Regions from separate parts of the Homo sapiens genome. Here all the other regions are linked to region 3. A link is a contact called in ENCODE Hi-C data. All regions are on one chromosome and are shown on one strand. Each heading gives the region's core, a stretch centred on a gene start or an enhancer-like site at or near the end of the contact. The rest is flanking DNA. Distances are from core to core; before and after follow the strand shown. Region 1 holds the start of BBS10 (Bardet-Biedl syndrome 10). Region 2 holds the start of ATP2B1-AS1 (ATP2B1 antisense RNA 1). Region 3 holds the start of METTL25 (methyltransferase like 25).

The links. A loop is a pair of places that touch in the nucleus more often than their neighbours do. Pooled maps may share reads with other maps.
Region 1: a map of naive thymus-derived CD4-positive, alpha-beta T cell shows a loop between it and region 3 (10-fold over the local background). The contact joins the promoter of BBS10 here to the promoter of METTL25 in region 3. A Hi-C loop is called at or near these places in 1 of 168 maps with a recorded cell type or tissue (naive thymus-derived CD4-positive, alpha-beta T cell), 1 of 37 single-sample maps with no recorded cell type and 6 of 50 pooled maps.
Region 2: a map of CD8-positive, alpha-beta T cell shows a loop between it and region 3 (16-fold over the local background). The contact joins the promoter of ATP2B1-AS1 here to the promoter of METTL25 in region 3. A Hi-C loop is called at or near these places in 3 of 168 maps with a recorded cell type or tissue (CD4-positive, alpha-beta T cell, CD8-positive, alpha-beta T cell and naive thymus-derived CD4-positive, alpha-beta T cell) and 7 of 50 pooled maps.

What each region holds. Positions count from the first base shown.
Region 1 is chr12:76,346,570-76,350,282 of GRCh38, forward strand. It overlaps BBS10 (Bardet-Biedl syndrome 10), which reads right to left and starts at 1,846. Exons shown (of 2, transcript NM_024685.4): 1 at 1,593-1,846; 2 at 1-1,218. The coding sequence starts at 1,789. RefSeq lists enhancers at 1,152-2,101, 2,102-3,051, 2,198-2,247.
Region 2 is chr12:89,707,500-89,710,891 of GRCh38, forward strand. ATP2B1-AS1 (ATP2B1 antisense RNA 1) reads left to right here and starts at 1,456. Exons shown (of 1, transcript NR_028138.1): 1 at 1,456-3,392. ATP2B1 (ATPase plasma membrane Ca2+ transporting 1) reads right to left here and starts at 1,339. Exons shown (of 21, transcript NM_001366521.1): 1 at 1,097-1,339. RefSeq lists enhancers at 218-307, 318-417 and silencers at 608-837, 988-2,007, 2,028-2,577.
Region 3 is chr12:82,356,521-82,359,808 of GRCh38, forward strand. METTL25 (methyltransferase like 25) reads left to right here and starts at 2,009. Exons shown (of 12, transcript NM_032230.3): 1 at 2,009-2,304. The coding sequence starts at 2,046. It overlaps CCDC59 (coiled-coil domain containing 59), which reads right to left and starts at 1,867. Exons shown (of 4, transcript NM_014167.5): 1 at 1,703-1,867; 2 at 440-749. The coding sequence starts at 1,856. RefSeq lists enhancers at 1,676-2,236, 1,747-2,306, 2,237-2,797.

The sequences.
Region 1 (3,713 bases), core at 596-3,095, 6.0 Mb before region 3:
GTGTCCTGATAAGGCCTTTGTATTGAGCCATTACCAGGATCTGGTGCTTGATAACTTTCTCCACTGTTCTTATAAATAAAAAGACTTGAAGTGCCATTTTGGTCATTGGTTTGTGTCATGTAATTTAGATCAAGGTCTTTAAATAATTGCCGAAGCATTTTAAGTGCTCCATGTAAAGCATCCTCATGTTGTTCAATGAGACCATGCACTGGTCCACAAAGAACTATAGAGTGTGGTATAAATGCACATGTGCTTATCAAGCCTAGATGAACATATCTTTTGGATCTAAGGATAAGAGGTTTACAAAATTTCACCAAAGCAGTGTTAGGTATTTCACACTGCGAAAAGGCCTGTGGTGGTACAAATGGAGAAAGACCAATGATCCTCCGGATAAGAGAAACTTCTTCTGATGATAAACACTCAACCACTGATATGCCATTCACCCCTGCATAATAACTAACTAAATCTGGTTGTTTCACACTAGATATGAGCAATTTTACATTCTGACTATGTAGATGTTTCATTATTGCTTTTGTCTTTTCCATAATCCAAAATTGAGATGTCTGAAACTGTGCTTCTGAATTTAGAATAAACTCTGATCCAGAAGTGGAAAAAAGAGGCTGAATGGTTTCTGTTACTATCACCATTCGCATGTCACCATCTGCTGGGCGGTACACAGAAAAATCTTTCTGAAGCACAAGACCAGCTATGATCCTGGAATCTGAAACAGGAAGGCCAGTGACACCAACATTCAACTCTACAAAATGGTCATCCACTAACTCAAATACACCAATCCCACTTTTACAAGTCATACACTTGAAAAAGTAGTCACACATCAACTGTGAAATAAATTTATGATTATTTCTTCCCACTCTTCCACAAAAGTATGCTTCTAAGAGCAACTCTAAAGAGCTCCTACACAATGTTCTCTCTTTAGCAGACGAAAAGATAGACAAAAAGTGTCTACTTAGGTACTGGTCCATAATACCGTCTAATATTTGTGTCTGAAACGTTAGGAGAGCCTGGGAAATAAATTTCCACCGAGAACAATTTTTCCAATGCCTTCCATGGGTTTGAATGTTTTCACACATCAAAGGATCCTTTTCTCTGTCTGTGATTGCATGAAGTCCTCTAAGCAAATGGCAAAGAAAGATAATAAATGTTTTTGCACCATCTCCTGTTTTTTTGAGATGACTGGAAACACAGTCCACTATCATCCTGTACAAAAAAGAAATAAAGCAACTCATTTTCAGAAGGCTGGCTTCCCACATCTTAAAACCATGTTTACACAGCCATAAGCATAAAATGAGAATATTGTTCCTTGGATACATCCTTAGTTTTTTCCTTTCTTGGAAAAAACTCTGCTCTATTCCAAGATTCCACCGTTGGGTGGAGTGGGGAGAAGTGGTCTTGAGAATTGGTAAGATTTGGGGTGCAGGAGTGTTCCCTTGGGCAGGGCTCTAATTCCGAGCATACAGCGGTTTCACCCGAGGTCAGTCTTTCTAAGTACGCATCGCCTCAGGATGGGACAAGAGCTCCACAGAGGCTGCCTGGGGTGCCCGGCTACGGGTTAGCGTGTGGGACGCGGGTACCTGGCTATGGGATGCTCTAAGTGTAGCGCCTCCAGGAGGCGGCCTCCATTCCGGCTGAGAAGCACCTCGCCAGTGGGCTTCGTACACAAAACTTGCCGTCCCTCGGGCCCCACGCAGCAGCTCACGATGGCTTCCAGCACCTCGGCCACCTGCAACGCCGCCTTCACAGACCCTGCAGCGGCCATAGAACTTAACATATCTGGGCCGCTTCCCCTTTTTGACCAGCTTGCAGAACACCCGGGCCGACCGAAAACAGGGGTGGGAACGGCCGGAAACGGAATAGGCGGGGAGAAAACCCGGAAGCCAGGAGTCGAAGCCGGGGTAGCACGGCTTCTTGGTTGGGCGAGAGGGCTGCCCTTCTGTCCGCCTGGTGGAAAAGCCCTGCAGCTTTGCCAGGTGGGGTGAGCTGGCCCGTTGTACGCGAAGGCAGAAAAAACAGACTAGGATTTCCAGCAGCTGTGCCTGGAGCGGCAACCCTAAGCCCCTCCCCGGCTCCCTAGGTGAATTCATCTCCCTCCAGTGGCGTCCGCTGCCCCCAAATCCCTTAGTCTCCCGAGAAACTTTCTTCCTAAGTCAACACGGTAGTGGGGCCTGCGTGAAGGAGAGGGCACCCCGGTTGGAACTCTGCTGGCTTTCATCCCCTGCCAGAAGCTGCTTTTTCCGGGGCAAAACCTCTGCCTTGGATTCACGCATGTTCCTGTCCACATTCCCCACGAGTTGCTCTCCTTACCATAACGGAAATAATTTGTAGATGCAGGACAGGTGAGGAGAGCCTGGCCACAGCCATGAATTGCAGGCTTTATGTCTGCTGCAGAGGCTTTACCACATTTCCTAGACTCAGGTATCACAATAAAACTCTAGACACCACAAATATATTAAGCAGAAATGATGCGAAGTCTCTATTTTTTGAGATGGACTCCCGCTCTGTCGCCCAGGCTGGAGTGCAGTGGCGCAATCTCGGCTGACTGCAACCTCCGCCTCCCGGGCTCAAGCGATTCCCGTGCCTCAGCCTCTCAAGTAGCTGGGATTACAGGCATACGCCACTGTGCCCCGCCAATATTTGTATTTTTAGTAGAGATGGGGATGTCACCATGTTGACCAGGCTGGTCTCGAACTCATGACCTGAATGATCCACCTGCCACGGCCTTTCAGAGTGTTGGGATTACAGGCATGAGCCGCTGTGCAGATTTAAATCCATTAATCACGTCGGTGATCAACAGTATGCTTTAAAACACATGGCCAAGGATTATTGTATATAACCCAAAGACAGAAAATACTGTCTCTTATAACATTTTTTTTGTTTTTTAAGAGATGAAGTTTCACTCTGCCGCCCAGGCTGGAGTGCAGTGGCGAGATCATAGCTTACTGCAGCTCCGCATTCCTGAGCTCGTGATCCTCCTGTCTTAGCCTTCAAGTCGCTTTGTGCCTCACTACGCCTGGTTATTTTCTCTTTTAGTAGAGACAGGGTCTCCCTGTGTTGCCCAGGCTGATCTTGAATTCCTGGCCTCAAGTGATCCTCCCAACTTGGCCTTCCAAAGTTTTAGGATTACAGGCATGAGCCACCTTGCCTGGCCTAAAACACAGGCACTTGAGAGCATGGGCTTTGGATTCAGACCTGGATTTGCTCTGTCATTTCCTTACCTGTGGCATTCACCAAGTAACCTCTTTGATCTCTGCTTTTCTCATCTTTAAAAACAATGGGCCTGCCGCAGTGGCTCATGGCTGTAATTCCAGGACTTTGGGAGGCCGAGGTGGGAGATCACAGGAGGCCGAGAGTTCAAGACCAGCATGGCCAACATAGCAAAATCCCGTCTCTACTAAAAATACAAAAATTAGCTGGGCATGGTGGTGCATGCTTGTAATCCCAGCTACTCTGGAGGCTGAGGTATGAGAATAATTTGAACTCGGGAAGGGAGGTTGCAGTGAGCCAAGATTGCACCACTGCACTCCAGCCTGGGCGACAGAGCGAGACCTTGTCTCAAAACAAAACAATCCCCGCCAAAAAAACCAGTGGAGATAACATATACAAAATAAAAATCTCAAGAGGTTTTGAGTAGGTGGAGAATGTTCACTAAACACTTTGCATAGTGCCTGGCATAGTTAGCACTCAACAGATATTTA
Region 2 (3,392 bases), core at 206-2,705, 7.4 Mb after region 3:
TACCAACAGAAGCCATTAGATTATTAATAAACCAAGAAAAGTAGCGGGCACAGAAGCGAAAGGTGGCTGTCTGCAGCGCTCTAACCCAAAGAAAAGGTAAATATCAGCCTGTCGAGGAGGGTCGAGCCCTCCAAGTACCTGCAGACCCCTTTAACCCACCCGGACGCCCTGCCCTCCCCTCCGAGCCAAGCAGCGCACAGGGTGCGAGCACTCCCAGCGCTGCGAGTCCCGCAGAAAACTGGTGAATGAAATGCGCACAGAGACCAACCTGGCTGGTGACCGCGGCGCAGAACCAGGGGTCGCTAACCAGCTTAGCCACAGGATTCTCCCGCAGGATGGGATAAAGAGAGCACAGCCCCCACCCCACACCCCTGCCACTGGAACGCGGTCCTCCTACAGACTCCTTCCTCAAAAAGGGAGGTGGGGGCGCAGGCTTTTTTCTCTTAAACTAAGTGAATAAACACGAATCGGAAACAACTGTGAACATCCTGGGGGGCCAGACGGAAGGCGTGAGGAGAAAGACCAGGCGGCTCTCCAACTCCCGAGGAATCACCGTCCTGACACGCCAACAATCAACCACCAGGGCCAGGGGCCGACCAGGGGCCCCCGCTCCCCTCCCGCAGTGCGTCTGGGGGGCCGAGGCCAAGGATTAGAGGGGTGACCCTCCCGGGGCGCGGGGAGAGGGAGTGCCGGGCACGGTGCCCTCAAGGTCACCACGCGCCGTGGCGGGGGCGACCGGTGGCGGGATGGGCTGTGGCGCGGCCGAGGCGGCTTCGTGAAGCCGAAGACCTGCGGGTGTAGACCAGAAGCCCCAACAAGCCCCATCCCTCGGGCCCGGAGCAGCGACTCCCAGACTGACCCGGCGCTGAGGTGCACGGCGAGAAGCCCGCTCACCTTCACAATCTCCCGGCAAGAGGCAACCTGCGAGGGGCCCCGACCGCCCCCGTCAGCTTCTCCCGAATCCGGCGCAACCCGCTGCGCACCCAGCTATCAGGATCCCCGCCGCGACGCCCGACCTCCGTGCTCCGCCTGGCCTCCCCCGCAGGTGACCTGCCCCGCCGCCCCCGGCCGCGGGCGGGCGGCGGCCGCCACTCACCTCGCCCGGCAGTGGGAACCATTTTCCGAGGGGGAAGGAAAGGCAGGCTGCGGGAGGGTCGCGGGGCGTTAAGGGGCAGCGGGAAACGCAGAGGATGGGGGCTCCGTCCTCAGCGCGTCCGCAGCCGGCTCGCAGGGCTCGGGGCGCCACGCGGAGGTGCAGCTGCACCTCGGGGATGGGGCGGCCAAGGAGCCGAGAGGCTCGGCGTCCACCAGCCGGGGCTCCCTACTCACGCTGCACTGCGAGGAGGCGGCGGCGGCAGCGAAGGAGGAGGAGGCGGCGCCCGGCCGTCCCCGCCCAGAGCCCGGCAGCCACCGAGTGGCCGCCCGCGTCCCCGCAGGACCCGCCTCCTCGGCTCCGCAGAGCGGCACACAGGGCGCGCCGCGCTCGCTCGGCACGGGCAGCTCAGCCGGCCTCACGCCGCCGTCCGCAACAGCAGCCGCGGGCGGGGTGCAGCCACCTCCGTGAGCGCCGCAGCCCGCCCCACTCGGGGCGGGGCCCGCGGGCACCGGAGAGCGGACGGCCGAGCACGAGGGGGCTGCGCGCAGCTCCGGGCAGGGACCCCGTCTGCACCGGGTGGCCTGCAAGATTGCCGGGGTAGGCAGGGGGAGGAGAACGCTCACCCGTTCCGGTCTGGCGCTCCCTTTTCTCCACACCCACACGCCTCCCGCTCCACGCTGGCGGCGCAGCTGCTCCCGCTGCCACAGCCGCCACCGCCGCCGAAGCTCGCGCCGCCGCCGCTGCCGCCTTGGCTGAGCGCGGTCACGTGACGCGATCCGCGGGGAGCCTGGGGGCGGGCGAGTGCGCGCGCGCGCGCGCGGAGGAACCGCGGCTCGGACCGGGACTGGGAGCTGAGCGGCACTGGGAGGGCGTTTAAGGGGAGGACCCGGCGAGCGCGCCCTCGGCTGGCGAGCGCGCGCCTGGCGATTAGAACTTGCCGCGCGGTCGGGAAAGGGTGGCCGGAGTGAGGGGCGGAGGTGGGGACTTGCGCCTCCGCACGCCCCTCCCTTTCTTCCTTCCCCTGAGCGCCTTGGCTTGCCGCTGCCCCCGCCCCCTCCAGCGCGCCCCTTCCCTCCTGCCGCAGCCTGCGATTGGCTGAGAGGCTCTGACGTCCGTGTTTCCATGACGTGTTGGTGCAGGAGGGAGCGGCGGGGGAGGAGGGGGTGGCCAGGCGCGCGGGGAGGTGACTCCGTCAGTCACAGCTGCTGTTTCGGCGCGGGGCCGGGCCGCTGCCGCGACGTGTGGAGGCAGGAGAGCGATGATTGCCGCAGGAGAAGTGCGGGCGCCCTTCACCTGGGGCCCCTCCCGAACCGCCCCCGGGCCCATGCCCCTCCAGGGCCCAGGAGCGAGCCAGCGGGAGGGCGAGGGCGAGCGCTCCTGGCGAGGACAGATTAAGGCGAACCCCCAGTCAGCGGACATTTGAGCGGCTCCTCGCCGCGTCTCTGCCCCCACTCCAAACCGGACTCGACGCCTGTCCCGGGCCGTGACGCACGCACCGGAGGAAAAAGTGCTTCTCGGCTCGCTCCCTCTTTGGGGAAGAGAGCTCACTCCCCATGCGGGCGCGGGACACTCCATCTCTGTTCCTGCCGGTCGGGTCCGCAAACACCGGGGATCCCAGCTGCGGCGCCCAAAGGGTTAACGCAGGCGTTCGGCCAGTGCAAACCGGCCTCGCAGGATCCGCGCTTAAAATCCGGGTGTTTTCATTTTGGGTTTGTTTCTTCTACTATGCCAAGCTGGTGGCTCTCTTTTAATTCTCTTGTAACATCTCAACCCTGCACCCATCTTTCCTGAGGGGAAAAGGAAACGGGATAACTTGCGGTATTTCGATGCTCAAAGGTAACCGGCGGCTCTGCTCCAACCTTCAAGAGATTTTGCAAGTTGAAAAAAAAAAAAAAACCATCCTTCGTAACATCTACTTAAAAAAAAAAAAGCAAGTTTTCCTTCTTGTACACGCATATACACAGTAAAGATGTGTATCTTACCTAAGATACCGCGCTTCATCTTCATCTAATCTTTATTTGAACTCACCGTCGCCACTGGCCCAGAGACCTTGTCAGTGTTATTTTCAGTATCAGTTAATCAGAACAAAAAGATAAGTTCTGCAATCTTCTTTCTCTTAATTCCAGAACTGGAAAATTAATATTTATATAGCCTCCTCAAAAGCATACAGGCAATAGGAAGTATGGTATTATGTTCACGATCTGATGATAGCATTTGTTTTAAAATATTTTAAAAGATTAGACACAAAATGTGTAAAAGACGTTTAAAAGTGAATAAATATAAATCAATGCTGTTG
Region 3 (3,288 bases), core at 759-3,258:
ATTATCTTTCCCAATTTAAAGAGGACATAGTGTTATTTTTCCCATTTTAAAGAAGAGGTCACTGGGGCACTAACATGTTGAGTCTGGCTCTAGAACCCATACTGTTAATGACTAAAATTATAACACCTCTCAGAAGTTATTTTTCAAAAATATAGTCATAACATATGGTCCAATCAAGTTACCACCTGTACTTGAGAGGAAGAAACCCAAATTCCAGAGCTCTTAATTCCCATTACGTTACTTTGTCAATTAGGCTAAACCAGCCTAATTCAGTTATTGAAGCTAAAAATAGAGCCTCCATGAAAATGTTTCCCTAATTAAACCGTGACTTCTAAAATGTGTTAAATAAGAAAAAATACAATTCCTATATAAATTATCCTATAGTACTTTTAAATAATAAAACAACACTTAAAGGATTTCAAATGAAGAAAATACATACTTTACTGTTTTAATACATTGTTCTTCTGGCTGAGGCTGGTCAAAGCTACACTGATCTTCAAATAAAGGCTCGTCAATGCTACACTGTTCTTCAAGCAACGGCTGGTGAACTTGTTCTGACAAAGGATGGTCGACTTTTCTTGCTTGCTTCCTATGTCTTTCCTCTTCAGCTAAATAGAGATGTTTCAGATTATCTGGGTATCGATCTGTGAATTGAGATTCCAGTGACGTTTGAGCCTTCTTTTCCTTCCGTAGCAATTTCTTGTAACTTTGCTGTATTTTCAGTTTTCTTCGAAAAGCAAAGCCTTGTCCTACATTGAGGAATATCATCCAAAATTACTTTCAGAGAAAAGAAGTTGAACGAAGAATGGAGCTGTTAATTACAAATGAAAACTTTTTTTACGTCATCACATTCAGATTCTAGTATTATATTTTGCTTTAAAAAATTATTTCAAGCAACAAATTTAAGCTGATGGATTGCATAGTAAGTTGGCCCTTTGCAAAAAGACCAGGCTAACAGTCATGCGGAAATCCAAGTAAGAATCTCAAAGAAAAACTGACCAGTTCAGACTGTTGCACAACTTGAGTTTACAGCTGTATTCACAAATCAAAACAAATTCCTTAGTTCATCTAAAACACTTAATCTGAGCCTTCAATAAATGCTTAAAAAATAGGAAAGAAAATGCCACATCTAGTATCTTGGACAAACTACATGTTTTCGAAAATGTTTCAACACGAAAGAAAAAGACAGTGTATGGTTGTCTGAAAAGCTAGCAATTATCGGAAGACTGAATTTAACATTTATATATTCCAAGTGGGATCTAAGAGACCTTACAGACAGCAATACAAAATGACAAACACAAATTAAAGCGAAGGCTGGAGGGCCTCGGGTATTTGTAATAAGGAAGAATTCGGAGCAGTGTTTCTGGCCCTGTCCTCCTCTCTATCCTTTACCTTACCACATGCGCAAGAGTTCACAGGGTCATAGACTCTCTCTGCTCAGTTTCTCAGGAAAAATATAGGAAAAAAGTTCTGATGAAATACAGGGTTACGTCAGAAAAGACGTTTAAATAATAGCAACACTGCTCCGTCTTCCTATCTAGAGCTCTGCGAAGCTCACAGCTTTAGCGGGCTCAGGAATGAATTCCCTTGCCCCAAGTAGGACCGGGTCTGGTTCCTAAATCCTTCTTCCAAGCTTCAGCGAATCTTATATCCTAAAACTTAGCAAGCCTGAGGATTTGCAAATGGTTGCCTTCTTACATACCCTCGCGAACGCTCCCCACGAAGGCTTGCGGGTGGTTAGGCCGCCATGTCTTCTGTCTCACATTCTTATTCCTGTACCCGACAGTGGAAACCCCTTCACCACGCGCCTCAATACCACCAGGCCGCCACTTCGCGGACCGCCTCACCGGCGCCATTGCAGCCGACTAACTGCGTCATCAGAAGACCACGACGGACGCCCACAAAATACGTCACCAAGCCGAAGCAATCAATCGCTCAGAAGGAATCCGGCTCGGAGCTCTACTGAGCCTGCCTGTGCTAATTTGGGCCGAGCTGGCGCCTCACGGCCATGTTTGCGCCACCTACAGCCTCGGAGGGTGAGCGTCATGGCGGCTTCTTGCCCTCTCCCGGTGACCCCGGACCTGCCCACGCTGCGTGCCAAGTTGCAGGGACTGCTGCAGTTCCTGAGGGATGCCCTGTCCATTTCCAATGCACATACCGTGGATTTCTACACAGAATCCGTGTGGGAGGAGCTGGTCGACTTGCCACCGGAGACAGTGCTGGCTGCGCTGAGGAAGTCAGCGTCGGAGACGGAGGCCCTGCCCTCAGAGACGCGCCCCCTAGTGGAAGCAGAGTGGGAAGCAGGTGGGTGGTGGGGTAGGCGGGGCGGGAAGGGAGGCGGAGGAGAAGGTCCCGGCAGACGAAGCGAGCCCCCTGGTGGAAGCCAGCAGAACCAGGTGCGTGGCGGCGGAGGCGGGGCGGCCCGCTGGGAAACCGAGGAGGGGTCGGATTAGTTGAGGGGTGGGGTGGGGATGTTCTTTGGAATCAGGATCACTCTTTCTTTGGGTGCTTGTGTATGTCCACAATTTAAAGAAAGCAGGAAACAGGGCAGGGGAGTTCCTTCATCTAGTAATTCCATAATAATTGACGCTAGGGAAACTAGGGGAGCAGTGCTCTCACAGGTTTTATAAATGCCAGCATGTGGTGGAAGATTACTCAACAGTTAATAAAGATAATTTCAAGTGGTGGTAATGAAGTAGAAAATAAAAACAGTGTAATGTGGTAGGGATTGTGTAAGGAGGCTGCCTCAATTTAGGAGGTCAGGAACATGAGAAGGCACTAGCTGCAGAGCCACAGGGAGGGGTTGCAGGCGGTGGGAACCGCAGGCTAGGCTTGGCTCTAGCCAGGTGAGGGGCTGCAGGTGCAGGACGGGAGGCAAGCAGAGGCCAGATGGCACAGGCCTTTCTAGGCCTTGGAAGGATTTTGGATTTTAAGTGTGACGGAAACCCTTGGGATTATTTAGGCAACATAGTGACCTAATTCACATTTGAAAAGATAACTGTGAATTATTTGAAGAATAGACTAGGGCAAAAGCTGAAGCTGAGAGGCCAGTTAGGAGACTACCTCAGTAGTACAACAGATGATTGTATCTTGGACTAGGATGGTATTCGGATAGTCACTATTTCATTTAAAAACTATTTTAAAGTACCTAATATGTGTCTTGAATTTTTGTAGGCTCAAGCTTTTCCTACCCTCAAGAAATGTAGATTCTTCTCAGGCAAGCATATTTTGGAAGTAGAATGATGGACACCAACAGGCTTCTGGGATTTTTACTTTCCTTCTAGACTT